2 separate regions of the Mus musculus genome follow, and region 2 is linked to region 1. A link is a contact called in ENCODE Hi-C or POLR2A ChIA-PET data. All regions are on one chromosome and are shown on one strand. The core of a region is the stretch at or near the end of the contact, and the rest is flanking DNA. Distances in the headings are between cores, read along the strand shown. Region 1 holds the start of Btbd19 (BTB (POZ) domain containing 19). Region 2 holds the start of Kif2c (kinesin family member 2C).

Region 1 (4,859 bases), core at 1,433-3,932:
CTGCAGCTTCCCAGTGTTCCCCAGGCGCCGGTTCTAAGCGGTATGAGGGTGCCATCCTACGGGGAAGCATCAGGGGCAGCCCAGAAAAACTAACTCGTGAACCTAGAGGGGGCACTGGGCCCAGGGATGGTCGTCGACCTCCAGGACCCACTAAGGGTCCCGCCAGTGAGTTGCGGCGCGAAAAGGATGGGTGTAGGCCCGGCAGGGAGCCACGACGGGAGGCTGGGCCTGGGCCTATAGGTCGGGTCTCATCAATGCTGGGCAGGTGACCTCCAGGTTTCCCTGGTGGTAATTTCAGAGCCAGGTCTTTGGTAGTCTCCTCTTCCTGGCGTCTGGATGGCAGGGTCCTGCAAGCCATGGACCTGCCTGCTGGAAGATCCATACTTAGGAGTGGCCCTCATAGGCTGAGATCACCCTACATCCAGCCTCTTGCTCTGTGAAGTAGACACTTTTCTTTTTGAGTGTGTGCTCACACGACCTCTTGTGTGTTTGAGACAAGGTCTCATATGGCCTCCAACTCTCTCTTCCTCTCTCCTTTTTTTTTTTTTCTGAAACAGGGTTTCTCTGTGTAGCCCTGGCTGTCCTGAAAAATCACTCTGTAGACCAGGCTGGCCTGGAACTCAGAAATCCACCTGCCTCTGCCTCCCAAGTGCTGGGATTAAAGGCGAGCACCACCACTGCCCAGCTTTTCTTTCTTTTTTCTTTTTTTCTTTCTTAAAACAGTATTTCCCTTTGTAGCCCTGGCTGTCCTGGAACTGGCTTTGTAGACCAGGCTAGCCTCAAACTCATCAAGATCCATCTGTTTTCTGCTTCCTGAGTGCTGCGATCAAAGGCTGTTGTCAACTCTTTTATGTACCTGAGGCTGGCCTTGAACTCCATCTCCCTGCCTCCAACTCCGGAATGGTGGGATTATAGGCATGACTACATTCACTGTCTCCCTAGGAGACTATAGGCATATATACCTTGTCTATAGCCACTCCATAGCCCTTTCTTACCTGTACGTTTGGAACAAGTAGGTCAGATTGGGGCTGTGTGCCTACTAGGTGCTTAGAGCCGGTTAAGAGCTGTGAGAGACACAAGCAAGGAAAGGGGCTGCTTAGTCTATGGTCATGGAACCTCTACCCAGTGTTCCTTTCCCTTGGTCACAGGAGGCTAGATCCACTTCCCCTTTCTCCTCCCACTTGACTTCATCAGCAGAATGGGGACATGAAGCTGGTTTCTGGGTTTCTTCAATAGCCAGAAGGGACAGACCCGACTCCATCACTCCCACAGCTCTCTGTAGCCTCAGAGGTAGAGAACTTAATCATCTTCCCTGCTCTGTGTACGGTGGGACTTTTCTCCCTCTCCACCGGCTGCATCTGGAGGTGGGAGACATGGGGAGAAGCAACTTCCATCGTCCTGCTTGGGTCTCTAACTCCTTCGGAATCACCTATGAGACGGATGCCCTCTTCCCCTGAAACTCCCGCAGGCATCTGACTCACCTGCAGCCTTTGGCCTCCAAGCTCTGCTGGCCCCACAGTCTTCACTGAGCTGGCCTGACAGGCCTGTGGGCGAGGAAGGCTTGTGTTGTGCAGTTACCATGGGGCTGTGGCAAGCACACCTCTCCCTCCCAGAAATCCTTCCCCTGGCCAAACTCTGGAATAACCTAAGTGTTCCTGCTATGGGCACCTGCAGAAAGGAGGGGCGCTCTGAGTTACCAGGGAGAGAGGGTCCACGGGGGCTTGGAGTTCTAGGGCATCACAGGCTAAGGGAGCCGGTGCCGAGAGAGGTGCACTGTTCAGAAAGGTCCTAGTTTCAGAGCCACTATTTCATATGAATCTCTCCCTGCCTCTTCACCCTTAGCTAGCCTCCTCTAATTCACAGGTCCACGAGAGGAAAACCCACCAGGGGGCCACTGGATCTGGCCTGGCCATCTGTGAATAAGTCACGGGGGGGGGGGGGGGCTGGGATATGCTAAAACCTTGAGATTGCGGGGGCAGCTTCTTAGGAATTTAGTATCTGGGCTCACAGGAAAGAGCACGTCATGGTTCAGCATTCTCCCCAGCAGCCTCAACAAGGACAAACATTTCCGCTTCAGGGCAGGGTGGGGCTTGGATGACTTCCTTAGTTCAGAGCTATGTGCTGAAGGGAGGCCTATTGGTTCAGCGGGAAGGACCCAGGCCTGGCATGGCCATGACTCAGTGATTCTAAGTCCGGTTTCTTAACCTTTGCTGACCTACTCACGTGTCTGGGACCTGTAGGCAGCACCTCTTTCCTTAGGGGGATTGCTTTTCGGGGCTGCCAGAGGCTGCGCTACTCCTGTTAGAACTGACACCTCACCTCCCCTGCTCTGGGAGGTGTGGGGCTGCCCCCTCCCAGGCAAGCTAAGTCTGAGCCTTGAAAACCACACTTAGGTTTGAGAATTTTCCCTGATGGGGTGATGTCTCGGGTGTTTCTAAAATGCAGCCGTGGGAAGGGATTAGAAAAGCAGAGGCCTTGGATTCTGAACTCAGTGTAGGCGGGGAGCCAGCCAGCACTAGGGCCCTCAGACTCATCTTAGGGCCCTTCTACTGCTGATTTTTTTCCCCCCCTGGGCGTATAGGGAGATGGGCGGGGCCTCCTCAGGCTCAGCTCCAGTTTCTATGGAAACCCACAGGCTTCCCACCCAGCTGCTGCCTGGGCAGATTCCCAACCTGGGCCTCATCCACCACCAGCCTCTCCCGGGATCATAGGCCTTTCTAGCCCCAGCTTCTTCTCTGGGTCCTGTCTGCATCTGCATCCCTTTCCTGAACCTCAGGCCTTCTTTAAGGACCTGGGCCTTTCTGCTCCTATATTTTAGCTCCTCGGCAAACAGGCCTCCAGCTCCTGCCCTCCCTCTCAGGTCTTTCTTGGCCTGGCTAGGCCTTCTAGACTGTTCCACCCTTTAACCTACTGCCCACTGCACTTATGGAGAACCCAGGACTGGTGGTACGTGGGCAGGCTGCACCCTTTTCCACAGCACTTCGAAGCCTCATCAACAACCCCCAGTACAGGTGAGGCAGTGGCCCCCTGGGGGGTTTTCCCTAGCTGGCCTGTGAATTTGAGGAGGCTAAGGGCAAGGAAGCCCGGGAAAGAACACTTGGCCTCCCTGGGGAACTCAGTCTGTGAGGAAGTCAGCTATAGAGGAAATTTACTTGTCTGTGGCCACACTACCCTGAGAGTCAGAGGCGGGGGTAGTGGCAGATAGAAGGGAGGGCAGCTGTGTGAACTCAGGCAATGCCTGAGTTCTCTGGCTTCTCCTCCACCCCCTCGGCCCTGAAAGATGGGTTATGATTTGATTCACCCCCATTGGGCTTTCGACTGAGCACTGGAACGTCTTATCTTGAAGAGACAGAGGTATGGATGGCTCTAGCGATTCATAAGAGGAACGAAGCCCAAAGGATCGAGCCGGAGACCCAGACAGGAAGTAGTTCAAGGTTTCCGACCACCCACTGCTTGCCCAAGAGACTAGTGCTGTCTGAAACCAGGAATAGAGTTCACTGGGGGCAGGGCTGGTCATGGGAGACAAGAACTCTGTTTCCCATCCCCAGACTCTCAGAGGCTGCCCTGCTCCCCAGGGTTAAGACTGCCATAATTCTCGGTTTTTTGAGGACAGGGTGCCACAGTCTGGCCTGAAGAGTGGAGCCTTAGGCAGGAGGCTTTGGAAGCTGAAGCGCTCGCTGCTGCCTCCTACCCCTACTTAACACAGAGGCTGGGGCCGGAAGTGATTATGAAGATGGAAAATGTGGTCTCACCTCATGATGGTGATCACTGTCATGTCTGTCTGCAGTCAGTGTGCTCTGTACCCCACATCCTCACACCCTCCCACAGGAAGAAGGGTAAAAATGCTGAGTTGGCATTTGGTGAAGGCGTCCCAAGAGGAGTGTCCTCTCCCCCAAGATTCAGACTGGGGAGACATCAACCTGGCTTGCATGAGCTCTGCTATCCCCCTACCCCCCCATCCCCCCGCCCCCTGTGAACCAAGCATAGTCCACTCCCTTGAGACCTGCCATCATGGCTGAAAAGTCTTAGAGTCAAAGATATAAAGTCACCGAGTGGAACTGAGACTAGAGCACAGGCTTGTGTCTTCCAGATGTAGGCTTTGACCTCACACAAAAAGAAGCCCTAGTGTGACAGAGGTAAAGCCAACAGTGTGATCTAGGTCTGAGATCCCCTCCCCTGGCCCTCCCTCTCTTCCACAGTGATATTTGCTTTGTGGTTGGTCAAGAACGGCAAGAGGTATTTGCCCACCGGTGCTTGTTGGCCTGTAGATGTAACTTCTTCCAGAGACTTTTGGGCCCTGGGGTACCTAGTCCTGTGGTGCTAAGCACTGTGCCTGCCGAAGCCTTCTTAGCTGTGCTGGAGTTCCTATACACCAACAGTGTCAAGCTGCACCAACACTCTGTGAGCCTACCAAGCAGAGGTCTGGGTGGGAGAGAAGATGAGGATGCCCGAGTCAGAAGGATGCCCATTATGCTGTGGGTTGAGGGGTGGGGGAAACTCCCTTCTGCTCCCTCAGCCACTCCCCTCTCCCTCCTCGCCCCCCCCCCCCCCCCGCAGGTGCTGGAGGTGCTGACAACAGCTGTGGAATATGGGCTGGAGGAACTTCGAGAGGTGAGTGTCTCAGGCAAGCCATCTTGTCTCCCTTGCCTTTCAGTTCATCGTCTCCTTCATAGTCTGACCTTCTCACACAGAGTATGATAGCTCTCTGTGTACACAGGATCTGTACATGCTCAGTGTGTGCTGAGTGAGCACAGGAAGTATTTATGGCTGGTTCTTCAGTGCAACGGTGAATTGGCTTTGGCCCATGATTGAATGGAAGGAGAGACATGAAAATGCTTAACATATATGGAGGCTTTGTG
Region 2 (4,859 bases), core at 928-3,427, 57 kb before region 1:
CAAGACCCTGTCTTAAGGCCAGGTTTAAATTTTTTTTAAGATTTATTTATTTCATGTATATGAGTACGCTGTCTTCATGCACAACAGAAGAGAGCATTGGACCCCATTACAGATGGTTGTGAGCCATCATGTGGTTGCTGGGAATTGAACTCAGGAGCTCTGGAAGATCAGGTTCTATAACAGACTCAGCACAGCCAGAGCTACATAGTAAGACCCTGCCTCAAAAAACAAAACAAAGAAAACAGGTCACTCTGCTACACTGTGAGTTAGAGGCCAGTCTAAGATGTTCATGGACAAGAAGTTGTTTTCTTTTATATTTTAACTTTACCATCATCGTCATCGGCATGAGGTTAAAGGGATGACAGCCTTCAGGGGTTAGCTCTCTCTTTCCATCCTGTGTGTTCCAGGCTCAAGCACAGCAGCAAGGGCTTTTACCCTCTGAGCCATCTCAATACCCTGTCCTTCCTTCCACTGTTGCTATTCTTGGTTGTTGTTTTTTTTAAGATTTATTTATTTATTATATGTAAGTACACTGTAGTTGTCTTCAGACACTCCAGAAGAGGGCATCAGATTTCATTAGATTTGAACTCGGGACCTTCGGAAGAGTAGTCAGCGCTCTTAACCACTGACCTATCTCGCCAGCCCTAACAAAGAGTATTTGTTTTGGTTTGGGTTTTTTGTTTTGTTTTGTTTTTCGAGACAGGGTTTCTCTGTATAGCCCTGGCTGTCCTGGAACTCACTTTGTAGACCAGGCTGGCCTCGAACTCAGAAATCTGCCTGCCTCTGCCTCCCGAGTGCTGGGATTAAAGGCATGTGCCACCAAGCCTGGCACTATTCTTGTTTTTAATGTAACTACATTTAACTTGTTTATTTAGTATGTGTGTGTGTGTATGTGGTGCATGCCATGGCACATTTGTGGAGGCTTTGGGGAGTTCATTCTCCTACCATGTAGGTCCAGAAGATCAAACTCAGGTCTTCAGGCTTGTCAAGGTTGGATAGACCAAGGGCTAGACACCATTTACACTATACATATCCTCCGCGGGGCGGTGGGGGTTCTTGGTCTGCATAGGTCTGCATACTGGGGCAGTAATGATGTGGTTCAGTGTAAGAACGTTCCCCTAGAAGCCGGACAGTAGTGGCACATGCACAAAGTCCTGGAGTTAATACCTAGTACTACGAAACAAAAAGACATTATAAATAATGACAAAAATCAGGTATGGTGATTCATGCTAATTCCAGCATTTAGGCATTGTAGGCTGCTTTTCATTGCCAGCATCTTTTTTTGTTTGTTTGTTTGTTTGTTTGAGACAGTTTCACACAGCCCACTCTGGCCTCAAACATGCTGCTTAGCTAAGGTTGGCTTTGAAATTATTCTCTTTTCTTCATCTACAGGGAGCTAGGATTATAGGCATGATCTACCATACCCCGCTTCTCTTGTGTTCTGTTTTGTTTTGTTTTTCTAGAAAGGGTTTCCCTGTGTAATCTTGGCTATTCTGGAACTCAGGCTGTAGACCAGACTGACTTCGAAGTCAAATTTGCCTCTCTCTAGTGGTAGGATTAAAGGCTCGAGTCACCACCGTATGACTTCCCCCGTGTTCCTAATAGGAAAAAAAAAAAAAAAAAAGTTTCACGGACAGGAACCATTCGTCTTGTTTATTCCACTATCCCAATCTAGCACTATGTCTAGCACTAGCATGTGACTATTTTTAATTGGTGTCTTCGAAATATTGTATACATTTCAAAGAGAAAGCAATCATCAAGAAACCAGGATTTGAACCCCTGTCTGTAGAATCACAAGGCCCTCACTGAAACATTATACATAAGTTTCCTAGTCTTACATAAAGGCAGAAGTTCGACCTGGTAGCGGGAGGGTAAGGCCAGAAGCCATAAAACCTTCCCATCAGCTGGGCGTGGTGGCGCACGCCTTTAATCCCAGCACTCGGGAGGCAGAGGCAAGCGGATTTCTGAGTTCGAGGCCAGCCTGGTTTACAGAGTGAGTTCCAGGACAGCAAGAGCTAGAAAAACAAAACAAAACAAACAAACGAAAAAACCAAACAACCAACCAACCAACCAAAAACCCTTCCCATCAGTCTCAGAGCTCGGGAGCCCGGCCACGCGCCGGAAGTCGGAGACCAAGACTACATATCCCACATTGCTCTGCGGTGCGTCGCACTGGTGACGTTGTAGGGAGGCTGGCGCGCGGGATTTAAACTGCAGCGGTTTAGGCGTTGTTAACACAGCGCAGTATTAGCAGAGTCGTGGTTTCCAAGCTTCTTTCATTTGTGTTGCCTGTTGTTGTTCCTGAGTCCATGGAGTCGCTTCACGCACGCCTGTTTCCTGGTCTCTCCATCAACATTCAACGCAGCAATGGTGAGGGCAGGGTCTTGAGGCCAAGGGGACGACCCAAGAGCGGTGAGACTGCCAAGATGGTTATCTGAATCTCCGTGTGGCAAAGCTTTGGGATACTTTCCCTTATTCCACACTGAGGGGGTCCATGTCACTACACTGGCAGTCGGTGTCCCCTACACAGGAGGAAAACGCTACTTTGGTTGTGGGTCCCTTGCCTGCTTTCTGAGTGTGGGCGGAGCACGTCTGCGGTTATTGGTGCGCCTAGCTAGGTTATAGCGATTGGATGCATTTCCTCTGAACCTGTTTTGCTTTGTTGGACCCGCGGCTTCCTCGGCCTCCTGAGTGCTGGGATTAAAGGTCATGCACTACCACGCCCGGCTTTTTTTTTTTTTTTTTTTTTTTTTTGGCGTTTGTTTTGGTTTTTCAAGGAAGGGTTTCTCTGTGTAGTCCTGGAACTCCTGTAGACCAGGCCTCGAACTCACAAATCCCCTGCCTCTGCCTCCCAAGGGCTGGGATTAAAGGCGTTGCACCACCACTGCCCGGCTCAACCATCTGTCTTTATTAAGCAATTTCTACAGGTCTAATAACGGGTCATTCATGGACTAGCCAACCACTGCCAAAAATGGACCAGGGAACTCCAGCGGTCCAGCTCTTTACTGATGTGTTCAGGAATAGCTCCTCCAAGGAATGTAGTAACTTACTTGCTCAAATGAATCTTCATTCTGTTGGAGCGGTGATGCAATTTTATCCTATGGAGCTGGGGTTTAAGGCCCATTCCCTGTTCACTTCCACTGTGGAATGGTCTAAGGGTGAACCCCACTAGAATTACTAACTAGCATTTGTGTTTTGTTTTATTTTTTGAGACAGTTTCTCTGTAACAGGGCCTTGGACCTGGACTTGCTTTGTAGATCAGGCTGACCTCGAACTCACAGAGATCCACCTACTGTACTTTGCAAGTGCTAGGATTAAAGGCATGCACCATCACAGGCCTAGTTCTTTGGTGTTTTGTTTGTTTGTTGCTTTTTAAATTTATTATTTTATTTTATGTTCATTGGTGTTTTGTGAAATCCTCTGGAAGTGGAATTACACTTTGACAACAGGGTTTCTCTGTGTAGCCCTGTCTGTCCTGGAACTCACGTTGTAGACCAGGCTGTCCTCACTCACAGAACTCCTCAGGCCTCTATCCCTGATGTATTGGGATTAAAGGCAAGGGCCACCACTGCCTGGCTGTTTGTATTTTTTAAAAGAGAATTAAATTTTCCCTTCCGGAGCCGGGCATGGTGGCTCATGCCTTTAATCCCAGCACTCGGGAGGCAGAGGCAGGCGGATTTCTGAGTTCGAGGCCAGCCTGGTCTACAAAGTAAGTTTCAGGACAGCCAGGGCTATACAGAGAAACCCTGTCTTGAAAAACAAAACAAAGCCGGGCGTGGTGGCGCACGCCTTTAATCTCAGCACTCGGGAGGCAGAGGCAGGCGGATTTCTGAGTTCGAGGCCAGCCTGGTCTACAAAGTGAGCTCCAGGACAGCCAGGGCTACACAGAGAAACCCTGTCTCGAAAAAACAAACAAACAAACAAACAAAAAAAAACAAAAACAAAACAAAACAAATTTCCCTTCCGAGGTAAATGTAAATTTGAAGTCTTTAGGATCCTAAAAGCAAAGTGGAGAATAAAAACTTAAGTTTGGCCAGGCAGTGGTGGCGCAGTCAAAAAAAAAAAAAGAACACCTTAAAAAAAACTTAAGTTCTTAGGAGACACATGGATAACTTCTGACCTTCTCATACATAGGCTTAATTCACCCCGCCAATATAAGCACAGTGAACGTGGAGAAATCCTGTGTTTCGGTGGAATGGATCGAAGGAGGTACCACAAAAGGCAAAGAGGTAGGTCCTCTGAGGATGCTTGTGTGGCATCTCCCATGATCCTGTGCAGAGCATCTGTGTGAACCGGTGACAGCCCAGCCTAATGCTGTGCTATCCTCTCCAGTCTTAAGAAATGGTGCTCCCTGGAGACATTGGGATTCCTTTTAGTCAGATGTTCTAAATTGAAGCAATTAGCCATTTCTGGTTTGTCTATGGAGAGCAAATTGCATCGAACCCTAACCAAGGCTCTGCCCACTCACCTAAGCTTGAGTCCTGAGTACACAGTACCAGTGTCAGTTTGGGTAACAAAATCTGCAACCCAGGAAAGGAAATGAAGGTGTGGTTTTGACAAGCCTTCAAGGCATAAAGCCGCTGTTAATGGATGGCACAGGTGAGCATCGTAAGAGCCGCTCCAGGTTGGGACTTGCAGGGATCGTGAGGGCTTAGCTGAAGCAGTACGGTGGCATGCCTCAGCCAGAGGGCAGAATGACAGCACTGGCCACAGGCAGAGCAGACTCAGCAGGCGATGGCAGCAGGAAAATGCCTGGAAAGGGATGGGAGGAAGGCATTGTGAAAATGTCTCTCTGATCTGTGCATATAAACCCTGGATTTCTCCTCTGTCTCTGCCTCTTTTTTACATGAGCTTAGTCA

What was found. A loop is a pair of places that touch in the nucleus more often than their neighbours do. ChIA-PET counts read pairs that join two places held with the same protein, here RNA polymerase II (POLR2A).
Region 2: POLR2A ChIA-PET joins it to region 1 with 11 read pairs in embryonic stem cell. The contact joins the promoter of Kif2c here to the promoter of Btbd19 in region 1. A Hi-C loop is called at or near these places in 1 of 37 maps with a recorded cell type or tissue (heart). POLR2A ChIA-PET finds 5 or more read pairs at or near these places in 4 of 5 experiments (Patski and embryonic stem cell).

The regions. Positions count from the first base shown.
Region 1 is chr4:117,123,481-117,128,339 of GRCm38, reverse strand. It overlaps Btbd19 (BTB (POZ) domain containing 19), which reads left to right and starts at 2,682. Exons shown (of 8, transcript NM_001384196.1): 1 at 2,682-3,011; 2 at 4,200-4,401; 3 at 4,558-4,611. The coding sequence starts at 2,926. It overlaps Tctex1d4 (Tctex1 domain containing 4), which reads right to left and starts at 1,527. Exons shown (of 4, transcript NM_175030.2): 1 at 1,482-1,527; 2 at 1,252-1,358; 3 at 996-1,064; 4 at 1-369. The coding sequence starts at 358.
Region 2 is chr4:117,179,942-117,184,800 of GRCm38, reverse strand. It overlaps Kif2c (kinesin family member 2C), which reads left to right and starts at 2,177. Exons shown (of 20, transcript NM_134471.4): 1 at 2,177-2,370; 2 at 4,135-4,229. The coding sequence starts at 2,310.